Linked DNA regions of Homo sapiens: regions 2 and 3 are each linked to region 1. A link is a contact called in ENCODE Hi-C or POLR2A ChIA-PET data. All regions are on one chromosome and are shown on one strand. The core of a region is the stretch at or near the end of the contact, and the rest is flanking DNA. Distances in the headings are between cores, read along the strand shown. Region 1 holds the start of RAF1 (Raf-1 proto-oncogene, serine/threonine kinase). Region 2 holds the start of OXNAD1 (oxidoreductase NAD binding domain containing 1). Region 3 holds the start of MTMR14 (myotubularin related protein 14).

Evidence for each region. A loop is a pair of places that touch in the nucleus more often than their neighbours do. ChIA-PET counts read pairs that join two places held with the same protein, here RNA polymerase II (POLR2A). Pooled maps may share reads with other maps.
Region 2: a pooled map shows a loop between it and region 1 (9-fold over the local background). The contact joins the promoter of OXNAD1 here to the promoter of RAF1 in region 1. A Hi-C loop is called at or near these places in 6 of 50 pooled maps. POLR2A ChIA-PET finds 5 or more read pairs at or near these places in 2 of 52 experiments (T-cell and activated B cell).
Region 3: a map of CD8-positive, alpha-beta T cell shows a loop between it and region 1 (17-fold over the local background). The contact joins the promoter of MTMR14 here to the promoter of RAF1 in region 1. A Hi-C loop is called at or near these places in 1 of 168 maps with a recorded cell type or tissue (CD8-positive, alpha-beta T cell) and 7 of 50 pooled maps. POLR2A ChIA-PET finds 5 or more read pairs at or near these places in 1 of 52 experiments (AG04450).

The regions. Positions count from the first base shown.
Region 1 is chr3:12,662,157-12,665,957 of GRCh38, forward strand. RAF1 (Raf-1 proto-oncogene, serine/threonine kinase) reads right to left here and starts at 1,961. Exons shown (of 17, transcript NM_002880.4): 1 at 1,657-1,961. RefSeq lists enhancers at 1,043-1,653, 1,654-2,265, 1,877-2,226, 2,267-2,336 and a silencer at 1,467-1,686.
Region 2 is chr3:16,263,028-16,266,828 of GRCh38, forward strand. OXNAD1 (oxidoreductase NAD binding domain containing 1) reads left to right here and starts at 2,185. Exons shown (of 9, transcript NM_138381.5): 1 at 2,185-2,478. DPH3 (diphthamide biosynthesis 3) reads right to left here and starts at 1,916. Exons shown (of 3, transcript NM_206831.3): 1 at 1,742-1,916; 2 at 1,128-1,202. The coding sequence starts at 1,849. RefSeq lists an enhancer at 1,748-2,057.
Region 3 is chr3:9,647,512-9,651,312 of GRCh38, forward strand. MTMR14 (myotubularin related protein 14) reads left to right here and starts at 1,994. Exons shown (of 19, transcript NM_001077525.3): 1 at 1,994-2,231. The coding sequence starts at 2,073. RefSeq lists enhancers at 1,589-1,818, 1,626-2,521, 1,808-1,977 and silencers at 1,849-1,958, 2,059-2,158.

The DNA of each region.
Region 1 (3,801 bases), core at 711-3,210:
AGACTCCATCTCTACTATTTTTTTTTTAATTAGCCATGTGTGGTGGCACCTGTCTGTAGTCCCAGCTACTCAGGAGGCAAAGGCAGGAGAACTGCTTAAGCCCAGGAGTTAGAGGCTGCAACCGAGCTATGATCATGCCACTGCACTCTAGCCTGGGCGACAGAGTGAGATCCTGTTCCTTTAAAAAAAAAAAAAAAAAAAAAAAAAAAAAAAAAAGTTTGCATTGTTCTGAAAAAATAAAAAAAAATTTAAAAGTCATTAACTAAGTTAAACTAAATATGTTCAATCACTATCAGCTTCAACATCAACAAAGGGAGAAAATTATCAGCAAGAATGAAGACTCGGCAACCCATGTACAATAATCCAAATTCAACTAGTTCACTATCTACAACAAAGACAGCCCCCTCACAATTCTAGCAACTTTTATTTTACTCTCATCTCTCACCATTTCCTTCCTGCACCCCAGGCAATTTGCTGCTCCCCAAACTCATCCCAACTCCCACATGGCTCTAAGCCTTTGTACCAGCTGTTCCCTGAGCTCCTCCTCACCCGATGAGCACTTACTCACAGGTGTTTCAAAACTCGACTCAGAAGTCTCCTCGAGTGTAGAAGCTTCCTCAACTCCTCCCCAAGCAAAACTAACTGTTCTAAATCCCCATAACACTTGATAAGCCAATTCTTATCACACTGCATTGTTTTCACGCCTTAGGAGCGCAGGGAGGGCAGAGTCTCTCCACTCAGCCCACAGAGGACCAGGCAAGCAGAAACGCTCAATGAACGTGCCTTGAATTCATTTTCCACTTAGATTAAGTGACCCCCTAGAACCCGTTCACATCTCAAGGATACACTAAGTTCCATTCCTTCTTCCCACCACAGAATGAATACCAGGGGCACACCCAGAGCCCTAGAACGAGAACAATGAATGAACACGGCCGCCTCGCCTCTCACGACGTCCAAACCCCTCTCTCTTGGGCATCGACTCGCTCGCAGAGCCTCAGCAGCTGCAGAGCTGAAGCGTCCCGGCGGCTCTCGCGTCACACAAAAGACAGCCCTGGCTCTTCATTCCAAAGCGTCCTGAGGCCAATCCTCTATAAGTATCCCAAACCTTTCATTAATAACCCAGAGTCCTGATACCCAAGGCTAGTCCTGATACCCAAGAAGAGGCCCCTGTGCCTTTGTGGTAGGGCACTGGCCAGTTTCCTCCTCTCTTACCCGATTCCTCACGTCGTCTCTAAAAGGGTGTCACTTGACTGAAGTACCCTGAGAAAGGGTGCAAGCCCGGGTCCCACATTCGGCGGCCCAAGAGAAAAGGAATTGGCCCATCCAAGTGACAACAGATATGGGGCAGCTCTGGGCGGATTTTCCCACTGCCAAATATGAGGAATGCGCATGGCATAAGGGTGGCGTTGGCACGTTTCCGCCAAACACAAGGAAATTTGAGTGGGATGTGGGAACTCGGCTCGCCGGCCATGACACCGGACTCCGGGGCCCCCGCCCAACGCTACCCCAGGGTGACAACGGCCTGGCCCAAGCCCTCTGCCCGGCAGCCGCGGGGCCGCTCCATCAGCGCCACCCAGGCCCGGTCGCCCTGGAAGCCGATCCCTCAGCCCCGCCGCCCGGCTCCCCCGGCATCCACGACCCGGTCCTGCCACCTACCTGAGGGAGCCAGGCCGCCCCAACGTCCTGTCGTTCGGCGGCAGCTTCTCGCCCGCTCCTCCTCCCCGCGGCGGGTGAGGGAGCGGGAGGCGGTCACATTCGGCGCGTCCCCAGCCCAGGGGACGGAGCCCCGAGCAGCCCCCGCATCGTAGCAAACGCGCTCCGCGCCTCAGGGCACGCGCCCCAAAGCCCGGCCAGCTGACCCTTTTCGGGGCCCAAAAAAGGCAGCAGAAAGCCGTTCCCGCCTCACAATCGTTTTCCTCTTACTCCCGCCATCTAAGATGGCGGCCCAAGCGCCCGCGATTAAGACTCTCGGGCGGCCCAGACGAGCGAGCCCTCGACTCGGTGCTCGTCCTCCCGACCTGCGACGCCACCGGCTCTCCGATTCTGCGCGAGCCCTACTGGCAGTCGACTTCTAACTTGGCTCGGGCATCCATCGCTCTGGCCTGAACTCAGGCCCCGCCCCCGGGGCGTGGCCTAGCGATCTGGTGGCCGCCATTTCGAAGCTGAAGAGGTTAGGCGACGCTGACTTGCTTTCAGGAGAGGCACTCGGTAATCGAGAAGAACCGGCTTTCGGCCAGCCAGGAGTGGCCAGAGGCCTAGAAGGGGAGAGGAAGGCCTGCCTGCCCAGCATTGCAAGGCCCAGCGATCACCAGACGTGCCTCAGGACACAGGGCACAGTGTCCAACTTTGACGCGTCCTCTCCGGGCACTTTAATACCAAATCACGGCTCCGCCACTTGACAGCTATGTGGACAGTCCCTGAACCTTAAACGGTCTTTTCCTTGTGTGTAAATTCCGAGTTCATTTTTCCCCCATCACATTAGCAACAAGTTAAAAAAACTGATAATATCCGGTTTGGTCCAAGGTATATTGAAACCTGTTGTGTGCCCTCGCAGCGCTATCACAGTGGAACTTGGACATGTTAAAAGTATATATCCTTCCTCCCGGCAGTTTCACTTCTAGACACTAATTCTAGAGAAATAAGTATACACATACACAAAAAGCTATGTGTGAAGATATTTAATGCCATATTATTTGCATTCTGGAGAAACACTGGGGATGAAATGAAGATTAATAGGAAACTGGTTAAGAGAACGCTGCTACACATCCAATCTGGGTTGTCATCCATCCAAGAATGAACTAGATAGTTACTGAATTTAAAAAACAACAAAAAAAGGGCCCGGCGCTTTTTTTGGGATTACTCCTGTAATCCCAGCACTTTGGAAGGCCGAGGCAGGCGGATCACCTGAGGTCGGGAGTTCGAGACCAGCCTGACCAACATGGAGAAACCCCGTCTCTACTAAAAATACAAAAATTAGCCGGGCGTGGTGGCGGGCGCCTGTAATCCCAGCTACTCAGGAGGCTGAGACAGGAGAATCGCTTGAACCCGGGAGGCAGAGGTTGCAGTGAGCCCAGATCGCACCATTACACTCCAGCCTGGGCGACAGAGCGAGACTCCGTCTCGAAAAAATAAATAAATATAAAAAAATAAAAATACCAAATTAGCTGGGCATGGTGGTGCATGCCTGTCATCCCATCTACTCGGGAGGCTAAGGCAGGAGAATTGCTTGTACCCAGGAGGCGGAGATTGCGGTGAGCCGAAATCGCGTCATTGCACTCCAGCCTGGGCAACAAGAGCGAAACTCTTGTCTCAAAAAAAAAAAAAAAAAAGACATGGCTGGGCGTGGTGGCTCACGCCTGTAATCCCAGCACTTTGGGAGGCCGAGGCGGGCAGATCACTTGAGGTCATGAGTTTGAGACCAGCCTGGCCAACATGGTGAAACCTGTCTCTGCTAAAAAATACAAAACAAATAGGCCGGGTGCGGTGGCTCACACATGTAATCCCAGCACTTTGGGAGGCCGAGGCGGGCAGATCACGAAGTCAGGAGATCGAGACCATCCTGGCTAACACAGTAAAACCCCGTCTCTACTAAAAATACAAAAGATTAGCCGGGTGTGGTGGCGGGCCCCTGTAGTCCCAGCTACTCAGGAGGCTGAGGCAGGAGAATGGCATGAACCCGGGAGGCGGAGCTTGCAGTGAGCTGAGATCGCGCCACTGCACTCCAGCCTGGACAACAGAGTGAGACTCCGCCTAAAAAAAAAAAAAAAAAAATTGGCCAGGTGTGGTGGTGCGCGTCTGTAA
Region 2 (3,801 bases), core at 935-3,434, 3.6 Mb after region 1:
TGAACACAGCAGCCAGAATCATTTTTTAAAAAACTTAAGTTGGATCATAGCACTCCTATGTTCAAAAATCCCCCAATGGTTCCCTATATCACTCACAACAAGAGCCTAAGTCCTTAAAGTGATCCACAACTTCTTACGCTACTCTCATCCTGCTCTGCTCTGGTCACACTGGCCTCCTTTTTGTTCCTTGATAAAATCAGGCATGTTCCTGTCTTAGGTCCCCTTCACTGAACGATCCTTTGCTCGACTCTCTTACCTCATACCCTCATATGTACATGGCTCACTCCCTCACCTCCTTCAAATCTTTACCTATTAAGGCCTTTCTCAGTAAGGCCTGCCATGATCACCCTATGGAAAACTGCAACTTCCTCCCAGACCAGCACTCCTGATCTTCCTTACCGTTTGCTTTCTGTTGCAGAGCACATTTTAATACAAGAATGAATCATTATATTTCTAAATTATAGTCTAAATTATAGCCCGCTTCTCTCATGAGGCTCTGTGCCTCATCCCCACTTTCCCTATATTCATTTTGGACTTCATCCTTGAGAGTGTTAAGGTCCTTACCTAAGATTCCATTCCAAGTACTGAACAAAACTTTGGGTAGGAGTGGGCAGTAATAACATTTTTTTTTTCTATTGTCAACATCCTTGGGTGAAAGATAATAGGGCAACTAAAGACTAAAATGAAATTGTAAAGCTGCACCTAGGAATTATATCTCAAACAAGATAATGCAGAATTCTGTGTATAAGCCAGCACGAAATACCATACAATTGTTCCCTTCAAAGTAAGTCTAGCAGCTCTAAACAATTTTAATTACATATTAAATAGAAGAGAAATATAAAAAATTGTCCACTAAAATAATCTATATACTTTCTATTTAATAAATAATAATTTTCACTAAAGCTAGATTTATCTCTAAAGCTAAAATAAATTACGTAATCTGAACTTTAAACGTTTTAATTTACTATTCGGCTGTTTATCAATGGTGTTTAAAACCTGCCTAAAAAAATACCGCACTTTACCTAGCACAATGAAACATTCTCCTGCACTCATCACTGACAAGCTGATCTAAGTCCTTGCCACTGACTTACAATACCCTTCCCCCGTTTTAAAATTATATCCCTTACTTTGTCATAAATCACTTTTATAATGAGAGAGCAGCTAGGACACGTTGCCACGTCTTCCCCATTCTCCAAATCTTCCTACAACGAAATCAAATACCATGTGGTCAGGATAGCTTCTCTTCGCCATCTCCTCCCCCAAACCTATCCCACCCCTAGATGCAAGTCTCTTGGTGGCTTGCCTTCCCCCCAAGGTGGGTGAGAACCCCAGGGCCTTCAGCGAGAAATGCCGACATCATTTTCCCCTAGAAGCGTCACTTAGGGGAAACACCTAGGAAGGTCAGGCGAGCTTCGGTCGCCCCAAAAGCCCTGGGAAACAAAAAACGAGTCCCCTCCTCGACAGAAATATCCCAGGTTGGGACCCTAAGGCAGGGATCGGGCAGAGAGACAGAGGCTCTCCGCCACCCTCTCCCTGACCTAATCTAAGGCCAGAACTGCGTGCCTACCGAGAGAGCTCAGGGCATTAGTTGGGGTGGGGGGACGCGGGAGGAGGAAGATTCAGCAACGGGAAAGAGGGCGTGGGTGACACAGCGCAGCAAAGGCTACCCAATGATGGAAGGAACGGGCGGAACCAAACTGCGCTTGCTTGGGTGAACCGCCGGGCGGGACCCTGAAGTTACCTTGGTGATGGAGAAGTTATCTCCACATGGGCAGGGATAGAAATACGTCTCCGAGTCCTCGTCATATTGGAAGTCCTCGATTTCCACCTCGTCATGAAACACTGCCATGGTCAGCGGGGGTGGCCGAAGGGGTAACGCCCCAGCAGTCCGAGGCCAGCTCCGAGGGTTTAACTTCGCCGGAACCGGCCTGGGCTCGGCATCATCAGGTCGCGCCGGGCAAGGACTAGCCCTTCCGGCGCATAGGCAATGACGCAACTCCGCCCTGCGCGGCCAAATGGATAACCGGTAGCGGTCACCATGGAGATGGCTGAACTAGGGGCGGAGACACTGGGAAGACTGAAAGCTTGCTCAGCGGGGTCGCGCACCGCTCCTCCTATTGGGCGGCAGCGACCAATAGAATGTGGGGCTCGCCCGCGCTGCTACGTCACGTCTGGGACCGCGGAGTATTCCAGGCGCCTGCAACTAAACGTGGCCGGGTCTGCAAGCTAGGTGCCAGCGGGGAAAGTTTCCCTGCTTCTTATCGTCTGCTTTAACGCCTTAAATAGCCCGCTGAAGGCTGCAGCAGGTGCTAGGTAGCAGCCTCCCGGCCCTCGGGAAAGGCGGGGTGGGGAGGCGAGAGCAGCTTAGCCTCCTCGACCTCCCTTCCTGGTGACGGACGAACAGTTCCCGTAGAATTTCGCTTCACCGAGTGACCTTGAGCCCAGGGCGACGGTCAGCTTGTTAATTCCTGGCTGCAGGTACATTCCGCTTCTTCCTCACCCCAGACGCCTTAAAATACCCTAAATTGTGTTGCTGAAAGGACCAAGCCCTGGAAGGCAGGGATTGAGTTCTAGTCTTCTGTTTGCCAGGCTTATAACATTATTAACGACGATGATTTTTAGTAATAGTAATAACATCACCTTTTATTATTGGGAAGTTATGTGCCAGCTATTGCACTAAGTGGAATTGTCAACTCTAGGAGTTTACATGTTATTCCATTTTATTAATCTTTAAACTGAGGTACAGAGAGTTGGGCATCTTGACTAAAATCATACACCTGGGAAATAATGAAGAGCTTGTCTGTCTCCAAAGCCCAGGAACAAATTACTTATGTGAGTACCAGTTTTTTCGTTGTGAAAGAAATGGTGTCAGTAGGCAGGTTTATCAGTGTGAGGCCTATGTATGCCTTGAAGCGAAATGCAGATAAAAGGCATTTTTGTCTTGAAAGCAGTGCTAGTGCCTGTTTTGGTAAAACCGATTACATTGGGTCTTACTTAATTACTAGGCATTTTAATATCTTAGTAGAGAAGAAATGCATTGTAGTGAAAAAGCACTTTCGAGAGAAGATCTGGGATCGGAATCTTGAGTTGTTGATTACCTCTGGCAACTGGATATTTACATTCTTTGGGCCTTATTTCCTCTTCTAAGAAAGGATTGGAGTAGAGATGATATAAGATCCTTTTTAGATGTAATGTTCCACTTTTGCACGGAAATTATGAGCTTTACTTGGTTCAGCAATGATATATAACATTTAGTTTACATTTACGTAACACATATACATAATATATCCCTGTGCACTTTTGAAGAAAACATTACAATGACTACTAAACTTTACATTTATTCCTAAAAGGGCGGATCACGAGGTCAGGAATACGAGACCAGCCTGACCAACATGATGAAGCCCCGTCTTTACTAAAAAATACACAAATTAGCCAGGTGTGGTGGTGTGCCTGTAATCCCAGCCACTCAGGAGGCTGAGGCAGGAGAATCTCTTGAACCTGGAAGGCAGAGATTGCAGTGAGCTGAGATCACGCCACTGCACTCCAGCCTGGGCGACAGAGCTAGACGCTGTCTCAAAAAAAAAAAAAAAAAAAAAAAAGAAGTAGGTCATAATTGTATAATGCAAACTATATTTGATGAGTGCTGTTGTATATCAGGCCAGAAGGAGTTGTTTATTGGCAATACCAAACCTCCACCTCTCTAGGTTGTTTGACAAGGAAGAGAAGGGGTCAATGTATTAGGATTGATTTTAGTAACACTGTTGCTTGCCAGGTACTTTGGTAGACATTTTATTTATTCCT
Region 3 (3,801 bases), core at 744-3,243, 3.0 Mb before region 1:
GATTTGTCAGAAAATATCTAGTAGGCCAGGAGTAGTGGCTCAAACCTGTAATCCCAGCACTTTGGGTGGCAGACGTGGGAGGATTGCTTGAGCCCAGGAGTTTGAGACTCGCCTGGACAACATGGTGAGACTCGGTATCTACAAAAAAATTTAAAAAGTAGCTGGGTGTGGTGGCACATGCCTGTAGTCACAGCTACTTGGGAGGCTGAGGCAGGAGGATTGCTTGAGGCCAGTAGTTGGAGGCTGCAGTGAGCCACGATCATGCCACTGTACTCCAGCTTAGGCAACAAGAGTGAAACCGTTTCTAAAAAAAAAAAAAAAAAAAAAATTAAATTAAATTAAAAACCAATCTACCGTATTAAAACTCTAGAAGCCAGGATAGTGATTAACTGGGGGTGGGAGGAGTTGGGGGGGCAGGGTGGTGGGTGGTTGTTGGTGAGTGGGTAGTGACTGAAAGTGGTCAGGAGGAGGGTTCCGGGGCGCTGGTGTACATATCATACTTCTATTAAAAGTTTAACAAAAACGAATTACTTTCATTCAGACTGGGTATTAGACCACATTAAGGAATATTGTTAATTTTCTTAGGCATGTTAATAGCCTTATATTTTTTATGTATTTTTTTTTTGAAGTACAAATCTGTTGTGATAAATGCTTAAGTATTCACAGCTGAAATAATGTGATGTCTGGGATTTGCTTTAAAATAATTCCCTGGATGGGAAGGGACTGCTTAAACAGGATAGATAAGCAGATGTTGATTATTGTTCAAAACCAGTTAATGGGTACATGAGGGTTCATTATACTATTGTCTCCACTTTTGCGAATGTCTGAAATATTCTAATAATAATAATAATGAGAGGCTTCTCATCACAGAATTTCAAGGCAGTCGCTTCACCTCCCTGACTCCCAGTTTCTACCTCAATAAAATAGGGCTGATGATATAATGCACTGTACTCACAGGGATGTTGTGAGCAGCAGGGGGAGAAAGGGTTTTATGAAATGTTGTGTTTTTGTTTTTGTTTTAGAGACGGAGTCTCATTCTGTCACCCAGGCTGGAGTGCAGTGGCGCGATCTCGGCTCACTCTCCGCCTCCCGGGTTCAAGCAATTCTCCTGCCTCAGCCTCCCGAGTAGCTGGGATTACAGGCACCTGCCACCACGCGCGGCTAATTTTTGTATTTTTAGTAGAGACGGGGTTTCACTGCGTTGATCAGGCTGGTCTCGAATGCCTCACTTCATAATCCGCCTGCCTCGGCCTACCAAAGTGCTGGGATTACAGGCGTGAGACACCGCGGCCGGCTGAAATGTTTTAATATTGGTAACCACTGCCATTATGGTTTCTAGTACTAATTTGTTGCCTCCAAGCGTTCTCTCCTCCTCGCCCTGTAATTTTTTTTTTTTCTTAAGACAGAGTATTGCTCTGTCACCCAGGCTGGAGTGTAGTGGTTCGATTTCGGCTCATTGCAACCTCAGCCTCATGGGTTCAAGCGATTCTCCTGCCTCAGCCTCCCAAGTAGTTGGGATTACAGGTGGGTGTCACCATGCCCGGCTAATTTTTTTATTTTTAGTAGAGATGCGGTTTCACCATTTTGGCAGCCTGGTCTCGAACTCTTGGCCTCAAGTGATCCGCCCGCCTCGGCCCCCCAAAGTGCTGGGATGACAGGTGTGAGCCACCACGCTCGGCTTCCCTGTAATTGTTGATTCCACTTTTCCTCTGGTTCTTTTCAATGGTTCCTTCCTGCTACCCCCCTCCCCCGGCAGCCCAATGGTTGAGCCCGGCTTCCCCGGGGGAAACCCCTTGGGGCGGATCACGCGGTATCAGCCAGTGGCCTCCCTGGTGGATAGAAGGATCGCTCTGCGCCGGGGGCGGGCCAGTAATCGTAGGCGGGGCGCGGGTCCAGAGCTCCGATTGGCCAGAGTCGGAGTAAACATCCGGCGGGACGGGGCGGGGCCGGAAGTGGAAGTGGAAGTAGAAGGCGGTGGCTGAGGCGGTTCCGGAGGTTCTAGTGTCGGAGTTGGGTGCAGGCAGGTGCCATGGGCCCGCTTGAGGCACACTGAGGGGACGCGGGGCTGGGCCATGGCCGGCGCTCGGGCCGCCGCCGCCGCTGCCTCGGCGGGGTCCTCGGCCTCTTCAGGCAACCAGCCGCCTCAGGAGCTGGGGCTTGGGGAGCTGCTGGAGGAGTTCTCCCGGACTCAGTACCGGGCCAAGGATGGCAGCGGGACCGGCGGCTCTAAGGTGAGATTGGAGGTGCGATGAGCTGGGGAAGGCTCCTAACTTGGGAAGTTACAGAGGAAAGGCTGAGGCCAGGGGTCAGAAAAAGGTAGGAGTGGTACCTCGCCGCTGAGGAAGAGGAGAGAGAGAGAGGAGTTCTCCAGGGTCTGTATCCGGAGTATAAGAGTCGGTCTTGACAACCATAAAAGGAGGAACTGGGGTCAGAATGAGCCCAGCAAAGAGGTCCTTCTTGTTTGAGAAGGGGTCTGGAGGTGAGAGATCAAGCTGAGGGGCCAGGTTCAAAGATCAGAGAGGAGGACCTAAGGAAGGTCTATTCCCTGCTTCAGGTGCCGTAGGATGAGTTGTGTCAGGGAAAAAGCCCCAAGAAAAAGCTAAGAAAAATAGGGAGACGATTCCTCGGGGTCAGAGGTCAGAATGGAGCCAGGAGGTGAACCCAGTGTGCTGCCCCCTTATAAGGTCTCAGCATGACTTAGGCCCATCCCTTTCCTTCCCCTATAGAGCAGGAAGACAACCCACACTCCCTTTCAGTTCCTTTATCTAAAGCAGGTCTCCGTTCCTCTTTTTGCTCCCTTTGGGATTTCCACCCAGTCGTCTTATCGCCAGACCTGGAGGGCTTCCTGTCAGCTCAGGCCATCCCCACCCTAAGCACTGGCTGGCAGTGCGGTGGGAATCTTGCCGACCCTGCCATCTCATTCCCCCACGTGGTTTTGGCAGCTTTAGCACCAAGTTTTCCAGTGGAATTCTGTTCCATCCTGCACCACAGAACTCTGATTTGACCTCAGAGATTACCGTGAGTTGCTATTCTGTAGTTGGCATCTTGTAGTCTCTGAAGTAACCCAGGGAAGACTTCAGTAAGGATTGGACTTCCTCACTCTCCAAATGGCCAAGTAATTTTTCCAAGTATAGTCTGGGGACCACCTGTTTAATGATCATCTGGGGTACTTTTAAAATTTGTGCTTATGGGATACTTTGTGAAAACAGAGATTCCTTAGTCCCACCCAGTCCTACCAAGTCAGAATTTCTGGGGGTGGGATCCTGGAATTTGCTTTTTTTTTTTTTTTCTTTTGAGAAGGAGTCTCGCTTTGTCGCCTAGGCTGGAGTGCAGTGGCGCAATCTCAGCTTACTGCATCCTCCGCCTCCCCAGTTCAAGCAATTCTCCCTGCCTCAACTTCCCAAGTAGCTGGGATTACAGGACCCCACCACCACGCCCAGCTAATTATTGTAGTTTTTAGTAGAGATGGAGTTTCCCCAGGTTGGCCAGGCTGGTCTTGAACTCCTGAGCTCAGGTGATCCGCCTACCTCAGCCTCCCAAAGTGCTGGGATACAGGCGTGAGCCACCGCGCCTGGCTTTTTTGTTTGTTTGTTTTTGTTTTTTGTGTTGAGACAGGGTCTCGCTCTGCTGCCCAGGCTGGATTGCAGTGGTGCAACCATGACTTACTGCAGCCTCGAAATCCTGGGTTTGAGCGATCCTCCCACTTAAGCCTGCCAAGCACCTGGGACCACAGGTACACACCACCATGCCTGGCTAATTTTTCTTTATTTTCCTAGAGACATGGTCTCGCTATATTGCCCT